3 separate regions of the Homo sapiens genome follow, and all the other regions are linked to region 2. A link is a loop called in an ENCODE intact Hi-C map of the cell type or tissue named here. Cell type or tissue: B cell. All regions are shown on one strand. Region 1 has its middle 35 kb from the start of CCDC80. Region 2 has its middle 62 kb from the start of CD200R1L. Region 3 has its middle 9.8 kb from the start of CD200R1L.

Evidence for each region. Peaks named below come from ENCODE experiments on the same cell type or tissue, not always from the same donor. Only the 100,000 strongest peaks of a DNase experiment are listed, where the experiment ranks them.
Region 1: a loop joins it to region 2, with 2.5 times the contacts of the local background. A loop is called at or near these places in 1 of 110 quality-filtered maps.
Region 3: it touches region 2 in a loop (1.9-fold over the local background); 1 of 110 quality-filtered maps calls a loop at or near these places.

What each region holds. Positions count from the first base shown.
Region 1 is chr3:112,674,510-112,678,509 of GRCh38, forward strand. No RefSeq gene overlaps it. Among named protein-coding and RNA genes, the nearest start is that of CCDC80, 35 kb to the left of the region's middle. In B cell, no CTCF peak of the experiment used is centred here; a DNase peak (open chromatin) is centred at 2,482; H3K27me3 peaks cover 296 bases.
Region 2 is chr3:112,906,514-112,910,513 of GRCh38, forward strand. No RefSeq gene overlaps it. Among named protein-coding and RNA genes, the nearest start is that of CD200R1L, 62 kb to the left of the region's middle. In B cell, no CTCF peak of the experiment used is centred here; a DNase peak (open chromatin) is centred at 1,908; H3K4me3 peaks cover 2,207 bases; H3K27ac peaks cover 3,408 bases.
Region 3 is chr3:112,854,688-112,858,687 of GRCh38, forward strand. No RefSeq gene overlaps it. Among named protein-coding and RNA genes, the nearest start is that of CD200R1L, 9.8 kb to the left of the region's middle. In B cell, no CTCF peak of the experiment used is centred here; DNase peaks (open chromatin) are centred at 2,094, 3,080 and 3,964.

The DNA.
Region 1 (4,000 bases), 230 kb before region 2:
TTGAGTTGACACTATCTATTCTGGAACAAATTCACCAAACTCTTTTCCACCCCAAAACATGTTACGAAAACAATGATCTCATTTGAAGGGGCAGAGAATGGTTAGATGAAGACTTCATCAGACAAGGTTACTGAAAAGGAAAAAAAAAATAAATCAACATCTGAGTTTTGTAAGTGCCTTAAAAAAAGTTGCTGAGAGGAAAACCAATAACTCTCTCCTCTCTACTCTTCCTCTAGCTCTAATTCAAACATCACACAAAATCCACACTCTTATTTTGAGATTTCGTTTTCTTCTATAGTCTTGTTCCTCTTCCCCTTCCTGAAGTTTTTAATATTTTGAAAACTTTTCCGTCATATGACATTCATTTTCACACCTTCGACAGCTTATGTATTTCTGAGTCCTTTTAGTGAGCCCAGGTCTCCCAGACAAGCCTCACTTCAGGATAAAGTGGGGAGGCAGGTTCTTGCCAGGCATGACACAAAATGTCTTTTTTCTTATTGGTTGAACAGAGCCTTTCTACATTAGTCCCACAGTGCTGTGGAGTCCAGGAAAGGCATGATCAAGAACAGGGCCAATCAGGAGTTATAAACAATGTTCCAGACTGCTTAGAGGAGACCCCTCTATGCGGCCTCAACTCCCCAGGACCAGAGAGGGAATGTGCCTTTCCCATCCTCTCCTTGTCTCTGAATAATAGGTGATATTTATTTAAGGTACTCATACTGAAGCCTCCATTTGTAATTGTTCAGATCCCTCTGGAAATAATTTTTAAAAACATAAAATTGTACAAAGTTCCCTGGTGGAAAAAAAAACATATCAGGTACTTAATTGCTTAAAATAAATCTTTATTGAATAGATGAAAGCAATAACTTCTGGCATGCAGAGTAGAAACAGAAGCAGTATGATTCTCAGGAGAAGTGAAGTGTCAAAGGAGGACCTGGAGATCGCAAGGGAAGAGGGAGTGGTGTTGTTGGGGGAGCCCGGCACGGAGCGTGATTTGCTCCTTGGAAAGTCAGAGGTGATGGGTGTTTCTCATCTGGGCAGAGAAACAAACACAAGGAGTCAGGATCTGCGGCTTCCTGGGTGGAAACAGGGCCAGACAAGACAGTTCAGACGGGACTAGAAAAGGAAGCAGAGGGGAAGCAATTGGCAAAAGGTTTTCCAATAGTCAGAGATGGTAACAAGCTGGTCCCAGATGCTTGGACCCAAATACTTAGAGCAATAAGTTGACTTCATAAGGTAAATTGTAAACTAGACAGTGCTGAGCCATATCTAATTTATACTTTAGGTGTCCTCATGATTTTCTAGAAAAAAATTACTATAAATTTTAATTATTTTGGTTATTTTCCAGTTTTCTTCAATGTTTCTTGTTAAATTTTAATTTGAATCTCTTTTCCTAAAGCCACCTTGTAAATGAGTCTTTATTTTGAGATTTTTTTTTTCTTCCATTTATTTGCTGAATTTAATCAATACTCTTCATTTCTTCCTGGCTGGCTTTTGTTTGTTTATTTTTTGGTCCACTTGGGTTTTTGTTTTTCAATTTTTCATTCACTTCAAATACAGGTAAGTAAGGCTTGAAAGAGATGGGTATTTGTAGAAGCCACAGCCTGGCAGAGAAAGGAGCATCTGCAAAGGCACTGAGGCAGGAGCAAACCTATCTTATTTGAGCAAAATTAAGAAAATCCGCATGGCTGGATTAGAAGAGCAATGGGATTATTTTTATTATGTGTCGGGCACTGTCTTAGGGGCTTTAAAAATATTAACTCATTTTGTTCTCAAAACAACACTACGAACAGGATACGATTTTTAGCCTCATTTCACCAATGAGGAAGTGAGGCACAGACCAGTTAAGTAATTTACTCAAAAACACACAGAAAATAGAGCCACAGAATAGTCTGGTTCCATCTTTTATACTAGGAGAAGGAGGAAAAGAAAGAGGAGGAGATGGAGAGGAAAGTGGAAGGGGAAGGAGAGGAAGAGGACAGGGAAGACTAGGACAGGTGAAAGGTAACAGGGTACCTCAGCAGGTAGGTCTCACAGAGCATTTCTGGGACTCTCACTTTTACTCTGAGTGAGATGGAACATCATGGGAAGATTTTAATCAAGGAAGTGACATAATTTGATTTACATTGGAAAAGGATCCCTCTGGCTGCTGGGTTGAAAACAGACTGTAAAAGAGAAAATGATGGAAGCAGGAAGACCAGCAAGGAAGCTATTAAAGTAACACAGGGTGTCAGATCAGCTGATATTCACAAATTCGGATTTTTCATGCAAAAAAAACCTCATCTTTGTGTTTCTTTAAACATATTGGCAACTAATTCAAGCCTTTGTAAAATACTGTGACTGCTCATTAAAAGACATGTTGACAGACACCACCCCCTCACCCGTAACACACACACACACATGCGCGCCCTCTCCTCTTGCATGACTCCTCTCTCAGGGCTGAGCTGTTTTTCTGAGGGTGCCACAATGAATCAGCTGCTTAGTCATCTCTGGAGTGCGGGAGCTAGCAGAACAGCAAAGAGGCATTACAAACCCAATAGCGGGTTTCACTTCCTTGAGCAGTATTTATTCTGCTCTCTACCTCATGCTGCCCAAACTGTTGGAGAGGCCCTATCCACTCTCCCTGCCTTTTCAGCCCTTATTCTCCCAAATGCAGCCACAGAGGAGGTAAGAGAGACAATCCTGGTTGGTGGCAGACATTATCCTAGTATCATTTTTCCTGCCCCTGGAGACCTGAGATGCTGAGTTATAAATGCCCCCTTCACATTTGAAACTATATTTTGCAAGCCCTAGGAAGGCAGCTGTGCAAAGCTTGCAAGGAGGACAGAAGTGTGCAAACTTTTTTTTATCCCCTCCTTAATAAAATCATACAAATTGATGCAGGTGAACCCGCTAGCCACCAGTGGATATCTGATATCAGTCTGAAAATTTTAGACCTGATTTCTGAGGTGTGCATGAGCTTTGGCCTTTGTTTTAATAACCAAGGGCTGAGATTCTCTTTGAGAAGAAGGTCCCCTCCCATTCTCTATGCATTTTTTATTTGTATAAATTTAAAGGGTACAAGCGAAATTTCGTTACATGCATGTATTGCACAGTGGTGAAGTCATGGCTTTTACTGGATTTGTTATCTGAAAAATGTACTTTGTACCAATTAAGTAATTTCTCATAATCTCCCCACCTTCTGTGCCCCCACCCTTCCAAGTCTCTAGTGTCTATCATTCCACACTCTTTGCCCATGTGTACACATTATATAGCTCCCACTTATAAGTGAAAACATGCAGTATTTGACTTTCTGTTTCTGAGTTGTTTCACTTAAGGCAATGGCCTCCAGTTCCATCCATGTCACCGCAGAACACATTATTTCATTCTTTTTTATGGCTGAATAGTATTCCATTGTGTTTATATACCACATTTTCTTTATCCTATTATCCATTGACAGGACACTTAGGTTGATTCCATATCTTTGCTGTTGGCCACACATTTTTTTAGATGTGGTTACTACAGCAACACACTTGTCAGGTCAGCCTTGGGAAGACAGCAATAACTTCTGTCAGGATACAGAAACAAATTTATCTTCTTAGTAGCTGGCCAGATAATTTCCTAAGGGAGAAAGGGCTTTGATAGCAATGAGGTGGGTAAAAGACATAGCCTTGGTCTTAAGTGAAGAAGGAAAGTAGACGGAAGACTGGGACCAAGCACTGCAGAGGAAATGTGAAGAGTGATGGGAGTCTGGCTGGAGAAGTGGGGGAAGTCGGGGGAGGCTTAGAGAAATAGGTAGCTGCAGGAGGTGGGGGACTGAGCAGAGCATTGGGAGATGTGACTCTTTCCTATGAATCTCCAGATCACCACTAAAATTACCAAAAAATCTTTGCTGCAAAAACTGGTGAAGGGCCTTGGGTATTAAGGTTGGCCTGGGGCAGAAACAGAGTCACCTGCACAAATAAGGGAAAGGGTCAGGTCTAGGCTGAATTACTTGACACAGGCAGTTAAGTATTATACA
Region 2 (4,000 bases):
AAGATGGGGTCTTGTTATGTTGCCCAGGCTGGTCTCAAACACCTGGCCTCAAGCAATCCATTGGTCCTGGCCTTCCAAAATGTTGAGATTACAGATGTGAGCCAATGTACCCAGCCCAATATGATACATCTTAATTAACACAATGTTATCTATCCTTTCTCCTTTCTTTGCTTCCTGTACTAGATGCAGACAAGTTCAGAGATGAAGGCAGGTATTCAAGTGGAGGATTTTAAAAGAAATTCACTATAAAATTCTGGGAGTTACAGGTACAAGAATTAGTAAGCTAATCATGGTCTTGTTTTTACTCTGACAGCTTTGCTACAGTCACTGCGTTCTCCACAAATGGAACTATGTACAGAATTTATGACAACTAAAGTGAATTTCCTGAGAAATGTAATTTTGGAGAAATTGAAGGATTTATGAAGAGATGATACTAACAGAGGCATAGCAATGTTGCATTTGAACTGATATAACAAGCTGATTATGAAGAGGCATAGTGGAAGAAAATGATATTCAGGGGAATAATAAAAAGTCATCTGTGACCAACTAAGTTGGTCTGAGTTCCACTTTAAATTTATTTCCAGAAATCTTTACTCTCCTGCTCCAATCCTGACTGGTTGCTTCCTATTTCCATTTTATGATTTCTTATTCTGGCACTTTCTTTTGATATTTACCTGGGAAATCTCCTCAGCTGTCTTCTCTATTGAAGCCCATGTTTCCAGAATCCTAGCTTCTTTACTGGTTTTCTCCTTATTTGAGAGTTTACATGCCTGAAATTTTCTTTGAATCTGTAGCATATTCGCAAGGGTCATTCAGTTTCTGCCTTGAAAGTTGCTCAAAATCTTGTCCCAAGAGGTATGTGTGCCTATCTGGGGTATTTGGGGACCTGGACAGGGAATGAGGGCTGGCAGGGATTGGGGGTGTATTTCTCTGGTAAATATATAGATTCCACTTAATCCACCTATTTTCAGCCCCATATCTCCTCTTGAATCTTTCTGTTCCCATTGTCTGTAAGACTAAATTCTTTGTGATTCATGTTCTATAGGGAATAAATCTAAAATCTGAGAATTTGGAAGGGAATGTTGAGACTTTTCAGGGTCTAACCACCTCTTACACAGAATTTCAAACAATTCTCTTAATTCCAGACCTGGGCTTTGCACTCACTTTCTGCAAAACCCAATTCTTGAGCCTTTGCAGCTTGGTTCTGTTTCCTCCTGAAGAAACACGTTCAGCTTCCTCTATTCTCCTGGGTGATCAAGCTTTCCATCCTCCAAAATACGTTAATGTTTCCTAACCCCCTGTGTCTTCTCTCCTGACATTTTGATTCCTTTAGGCCTATATGTTTTAAATATTATTATTGTCATATTAATAGCCATTCAGGAGAGAATAGACACGATACATCTATTCAATTCACCATGTCAAACTAGAAATCTCCATTTTTATTTAAAATCCTGTGGCATTTTTTTATTTTTTTATTAAGAAATGTTTTTTCAAAGATAATTTTGGCAGAAATATAAGTAATTAAGACATTATCTTTCTTTTTTAAAACATAGTGATTAAAATAAAGTAGCATTTTCACTCTTTGAGCTATTTTAAACTGAGCATTTTAAAGGACTAGTGGAAAAGCTCTAGTGGAAAAATATTCTAATGTATTTTTCTAATTATGGTTTCCTCTCTACTTCGCCCAATACCCCTCAGCATCCCCGCAACTTGGCCAACAGACTCACCAGCTATGAAAAAAAATGTGAACAGTATCCCAAAAGCTGAAGCCATCTTCCAAAGGGAGTTATTTCTATTTTTTTTTTCTTATCTTTGCCTCTATGTTTTCTTCCACTGTATAATAGGCCTAGTTATGGTATTTTACTTCTCTTGCTCTGCTCCATTAGCACTGGTGAGAAATCCCCTGCTCTCTTAGATGGTTGTATTTTTGGCTCATGAGCAACTTAAATAGAAGCATTTCCTGTTTGCACAGTTGAGGTGATAATGACTGAATTTTCTGGTTTGTGCTTTTATACATTTACTTATTTCAAGAGAAGCATGTATATTTGACCCAGGATTCAGATCCAATTGTAATTGATTGAGCTATGTCCCAGATACTGTCAGAATGATTCTTATGAGGCATGTATAGTTATATTTATTTTTATAGATAAGGAAGTAGAGATTCGAAAAGGTTAAGAAACTTATCCTAAGTCAATTAATGATACGGTAGAAGAATAACCAGCATAGAAAGAAAGACCTTTTCATAAGTAATTTTCCTTATCTTCTACTGCATTTTGTATGTGTGTCTATGTATATTTTTTGGTATTTTGTTGTGTGGCTTATGAGAGGAGTTACACACAATCTCTCCTTCCAGGGATATGCACTTTAACATAGAAATCACTGAGGCAGAAAGTATTTAAAAGTAACATGCTCAAAAAGATCATAATACAAATAATTCTTCACCTAAATTATTGTATTAGCCTCTTCTACTTCATAATATTTACTTAATATCTCTTTTCATCTCTGTTCAGTTTGTTTTTTTTGGCTAAAGCAATTTAGGATATGCTCTTTCCTTCTGCAAACTCAGGGTTGCTACATGGGTTGCAAAGGTAAAGATAAAGAGTGCTGACCAGTAGGCTGAAGTTTCTGCCCATAAATTCTCCTTACATCTTCCTGACCACACAATAATCCTGCCCTTGGATTTTCCTGTGCGTTCTCCCCACCCACTTCCAGTGGTTCATACTGGTTTCAGTTTGGCTAGACAAAAAGAATGGTTAGTGATAACTTTGTATGAAAAAGATGGATATAATTGTGCACATTTGTTAACTTTCTATACTACAGAGTTATCACCAGGATCAGATTCTTGTCTCCAGATAGATAATTCCTCAACACATTTGAAGGTGAATTTGGGATTTTTAGTGAAATAACAAAGAAATTCTATCCTCTATTTCTTGCCCACCCTCTATTTTGAGTTGATTTTTGTGTAGGCCATAAGATAGGGCCCAATTTTATTCTTTTGCCTAGGGTTATTCAGTTTCCCCAATATCAATTGTCAAAGAGACTGTTCTGTCCCCATTGTGTATTTTTGGAATCCTAGTTGAAGATCAGTTGACTATATATGCATGAATTTATTTCTGGGATCTCTATTCTGTTATGCTGGTCTATAGATGTCTTTATGCCAGTAGCATACTGTTTTAATTACTGTAGCCTGGTAGTATATTTTGATATAAGGAAGTGTAATGCCTCCAAGTTTATTCTTGGCTGTTTAAGGTCTTTTATGGTTTCATATGAATTTTATAATTGATTTTCTATTTCTGTAAAAATGTCATGGAATTTTGATAAGAATTGAATTGAATCTGTAGATCTTTGTAGTGTCTTAGCCTATTTTGCTGCTATGACAAAATACCACAGACTGAGTAATTTGCAAACAAAAGAAATTTATTTCTCACAGCTCTGAAGGCTGAGAACTTCAAGATCAAGGCACCAGTAGACTCAGTGTCTTATGAGTGCTACTATTTGCTTCAAAGACGATGCCTTCTTGCTAAATCCTCTGCAGAGTAAGTATGTTGTGTCTTCACATGACAGAAGGGACAAAGGGGGTCCCTGTCTGCCTCTTTATTAAGTCAGTAGTTCATTCATGAGGGTGAAGCCTTTATAGCTTAATCACTTCTGAGGGGCCCCCCTCTTAATGCTGTTGCATTGAGCATTAAGTTTCAACAAGAATTTTGGAGGGAACACAAACATGAAAACCATAACAGGTAGTATAAACATTGTAACAATATTAAGCCTTCCAATCCATGAACACAGAATGTCTTTCCATTTGTTTGTGTCTTCATTAATTTCTTTCATCAATGTTTTGTAATTTTCAGTGAACAAGTATTTCACTTGCTTAGTTAAGCTTATTCACAAGTATTTTTTGATGCTAATGTAAATAGGATTGTTTTCCTCATTTCCTTTACAGATAGTTTATTAGTATATAGAAATGCAACTGATTTTTGTATGTTGATGAAAATTCATAAAT
Region 3 (4,000 bases), 52 kb before region 2:
CAGAGTAAACAGATGACCCACAGAATGGAAGAAAATATTTTCAAACTATGCATTCGACAAAGGTCTAATATCCAGCATCTATAAGGTATTTCAATCAACAAGCAAAAAACAAACAACCTCATTAAAAAGTGGGCAGAGGACCTGAACAGAGAGAAGGCATACATGCAGCCAACAAGCATTTGAAAAAAAGCTCAATACCACTGATCATTAGAGAGATGCAAATCAAAACCATAATGAGATACCATCTCACACCAGTCAGAATGACTATTAAAAAGTCAAAAAATAACAGATTCTCATGAGGTTGCAGAGAAAAGGGAATGTTTATGCACTGTTGGTGGGACTATAAATTAGTTCAACCATTATGGAAAGCAGTGTGGTGATTCACTACAAAGCTAAAATCATCATTACCATTCAACCCAGCAATCCCATTACTGGGTATATACCAAAAGGAACATAAAGTAAATATAACATGTTCATCATAAAGACCCATGCACACGTATTTTCATTGTAGCTCTATTTACTATAGCAAAGACATGAAATCAGCCTAAATGCCCATCAATGACAGACTGGATAAAGAAAATGTGGTACATATACACCATGGAATACTATGCAGCCATAAAGAAAAATGAGATTATGTCCTTTGCAGGAACATGAATGGAGCTAGAGGCCATTATCCTTAGCAAACTAACACAGAAATGGAAAAGCAAATACGGCATGTTCTCGCCTGTAAGTGGGAGCTAAATGATGAGAGCACATGGACACAAACAGGGGAACAACAGACACTGAGACTGACCTAAGGATTAAGGATGGGAGGAGGAAGAAGAGCAGTAAAAATAACTATTAAATATTAAGCTTAGTATCTGGATAATGAAATAATCTGCACAACACACCCTCATTGCATGAGTTTTCCTATATAACAAAACTGCACACATACTCCTTAGCCTAAAATAAAAGTTAAAAAGAAAGATTTTCAATCATATGGTCTGATTTGTGTGCACGTTTTTAATAGAGGACAGGTTGTTTGCTAATTAAAGTATCTGTGCCTGAGATTGGAGCTCCAGACTGTAGTGACACCCTTCCATTTAGCCAGTTACTGTGGGCCCTTTGCCTCAGTTTTCAGTTTGGTTGGTGATGGGCAAGCCGGTGAGGTTTTGGGGCTACAGGGTTTGCATTAGCCAAACTCAGTGGCATGTAGGCCTCAGTATTTGTCTTGTTTGGTTGAAACAATAGCTTACTTGAAGGGTTTAGGTCTTTTCATTACCAAAAGCACCAAACCAGTATTAACAGACCAACAGTCAACAGAATGGTGTGCAGCTGCCCTTGAAAGTCTTTTGTTGTCTGATTTTAATTTTTTCAGCATGTTTTATCATGAAGGAGGGGTTGTCTGGTTTTATAATTATAGGATATGGTTAATTTTATTACTATCTCCAGATGTGATTTTTATTTACTAACTAGAGTTTTCTATCTCCCTTCTTGGCAATGCACACTGTCAGAATGACCTTGGAAACTAGTATCAGTTCCCTGAAGGGAAAGAGACAAAGAGCCAAGATTAATTACCTCTTATGACCCAAATATTAAGGAAGGTTTTTTGGGTGATGGAAGTTCAGGCATAAATGGGTCCCCTATCAGATGCGTAGGTACCTGACCCTTGGGGCAATCTATGATTAATAGGCCCCAGGAGAGTATATGTCTTCCATCTGGCTTCCAGCCCTTATGGGATGTGGACAGGATCAAAAATCCCTAAAGACAGAGGCGGGGAAGACATTATTAAAGGGTCTCAGATATAATGAGTCATCATATACTAGGATATGAGACATAGCCCCATTAAATATAGGAAAGGGTGATTGAAAACTTTTTAAAAATTGGTATGAGGTATACATTGGCTAAGGAGACTTGAATTAAGGAAGATTAAAGTCTGAGGCAAGACAGACCCATCTAGGGGTTTATTTGCCAGAAAGGACTTTTAAAAAGTTGTTTAAGGAAACCATTATGTCTGTCAATTAAACAGACTGTCTGGGGAGATAATGGCCATGGATATGACAGCCCAGATAAAGGAAGTGGTTGAGGTTTGGCCTCATTTGGGTGCTCAAGAAGGGGAACTTTCTGGCATGTAGCCAACCAGGACCTCTAAACTGAATCAAGACAGCATTAAAAACAGCAATAACAACTATATTAACAGTTCTCAGAATGAACTAGCCCTGCTGATGCCTTGATCTTAGACTTCTAGCCTCCAAAACAGTGAAACAATACATTTATGTTGCTTAAGCCATTTAGTTTGGTAGCACTCTTTATTACAGTGGCCCTAGCAAACTAATACACTTCCAAACTAGCAATGCCATTTTTCATACCCATTAGTTGCAGAGGGCAGGTTTTACCACACTGTCACCACATCTCCCACCCCAGTTCTCCAAATTTCTGACTGCAGTTATGATTATCCTCATTTTAAGCGGTCAATAGCCCTTGTGATTAGTGCTAATATGTTAGTCACCACCATTCCATTAATAGAGCATAGTTCATTTGTATGGTCATTATGATGCTCTAAAATTTTCTGATAATATATATTTTTCAAAAGATAAAGTGTTTAATCCTTTCTCAGACCTTGAGAATATTACCAAAGGTTATTCTAAATTATTTTTCATCATTTAATTTTAAATGATATGCAACTTATAACACAGCCATCAAACTATACACAAGTTTCTCATTCTTCTGTATTATTTACTCAAATTTTCCAGTAGAGCTTAAATAAGCTGCTACACCGTAACTTTGATAACAACATGGAAAACAAAAGATGAAAATTTTATTATGTGATTTGTCAGTTTCCCTAATGATTATTCTTTTTTTTTCTCTCTTAAATGTTACAAGTCACTAAAATGCATTTATCAACTGCATAGAAAAATCATTTGACAAAATTCAACACCAATTTTCTTATTCTGCCCAGGCTGCCATAAAATACCACAAACTGTGTAGTTTATAAACAACAGAAGTTGATTTCTCACAGTTCTACAGGCCAGAAGATCAATATCAAGTTTCCACCAGGGGTGGTTTCTGGTGAGGTTCCTCTTCTTGGCTTATGAAGAGAGAAGGTGATCTCTAATGCCTCTTCCTTCTCTTATAAGAAAACCAGTCCTACAGAATTAGAGTTTCACCTTTATAACCTCATTTAATCTTAATTACTTCCTTAAAAGCTTTATCTCCCAAAATGGTTATGTTTGGGATTCAAGCTTTAACATATGGATTTTAAGAGGACACAATTCAGTCCATAACACCAATTCATAATGAAAACCCACAGAAAAATAGGAATAGAAAGGGAACATCTCCAACTTGATAAAGAGCACCTGTAAAAACCTATAGATGACATTGTACTTAATGGTGAAAAATTGAATGCTTTTCCCTTAAATAGTGAACAGGGCAAGAATGTCAGGTCTCACAACTCTTATTCAATGAAGTATTGAAGATTCTAGCCAGTGCAATAAAGTAAGAAAAGGAAATAAGAGACATACCAGTGAGAACAAAAGAAAGAAAACTGTTCCTACTTGGAGATTACATGATGGAAATGTTACCAGGAAGTGTGGGGGTGCTCGGTTCTTGTTTTACTTCAGAGAAAGAATTCAGCCAAGAGACAATTTAGCAAAGAGAGCAGAGAATTTACTGAAGGTAAATAAAGTACACTCCAAGGAAAAAGTGGGCTGGTCTGGCTGGAAAACAGCAGCAGTAGCAGCAAAGTTTAAGTAGTAACAGAGTTTATTTAAAGAGGCAGTACACCCTCAAATATGAGGCAGAGCAGGCTGCTGAAAGAGAATTGAGTCATCAGCCCCCAGACTTCTGCATTGTGGTTTTTATTATGTTGGACTCGCTTAAAGTTCCTCCTCTGTCTCAAGTCTCCACTTTTGTCTATATCCAGTTTTCCACTTCTGTGTTAAGTCTCCACCTTCCCCCTACCCCTCAATGCTGAGATCCTACCCCAGGTTTGTGGGATTCCCCCTTACAGTCAGTGGATGCA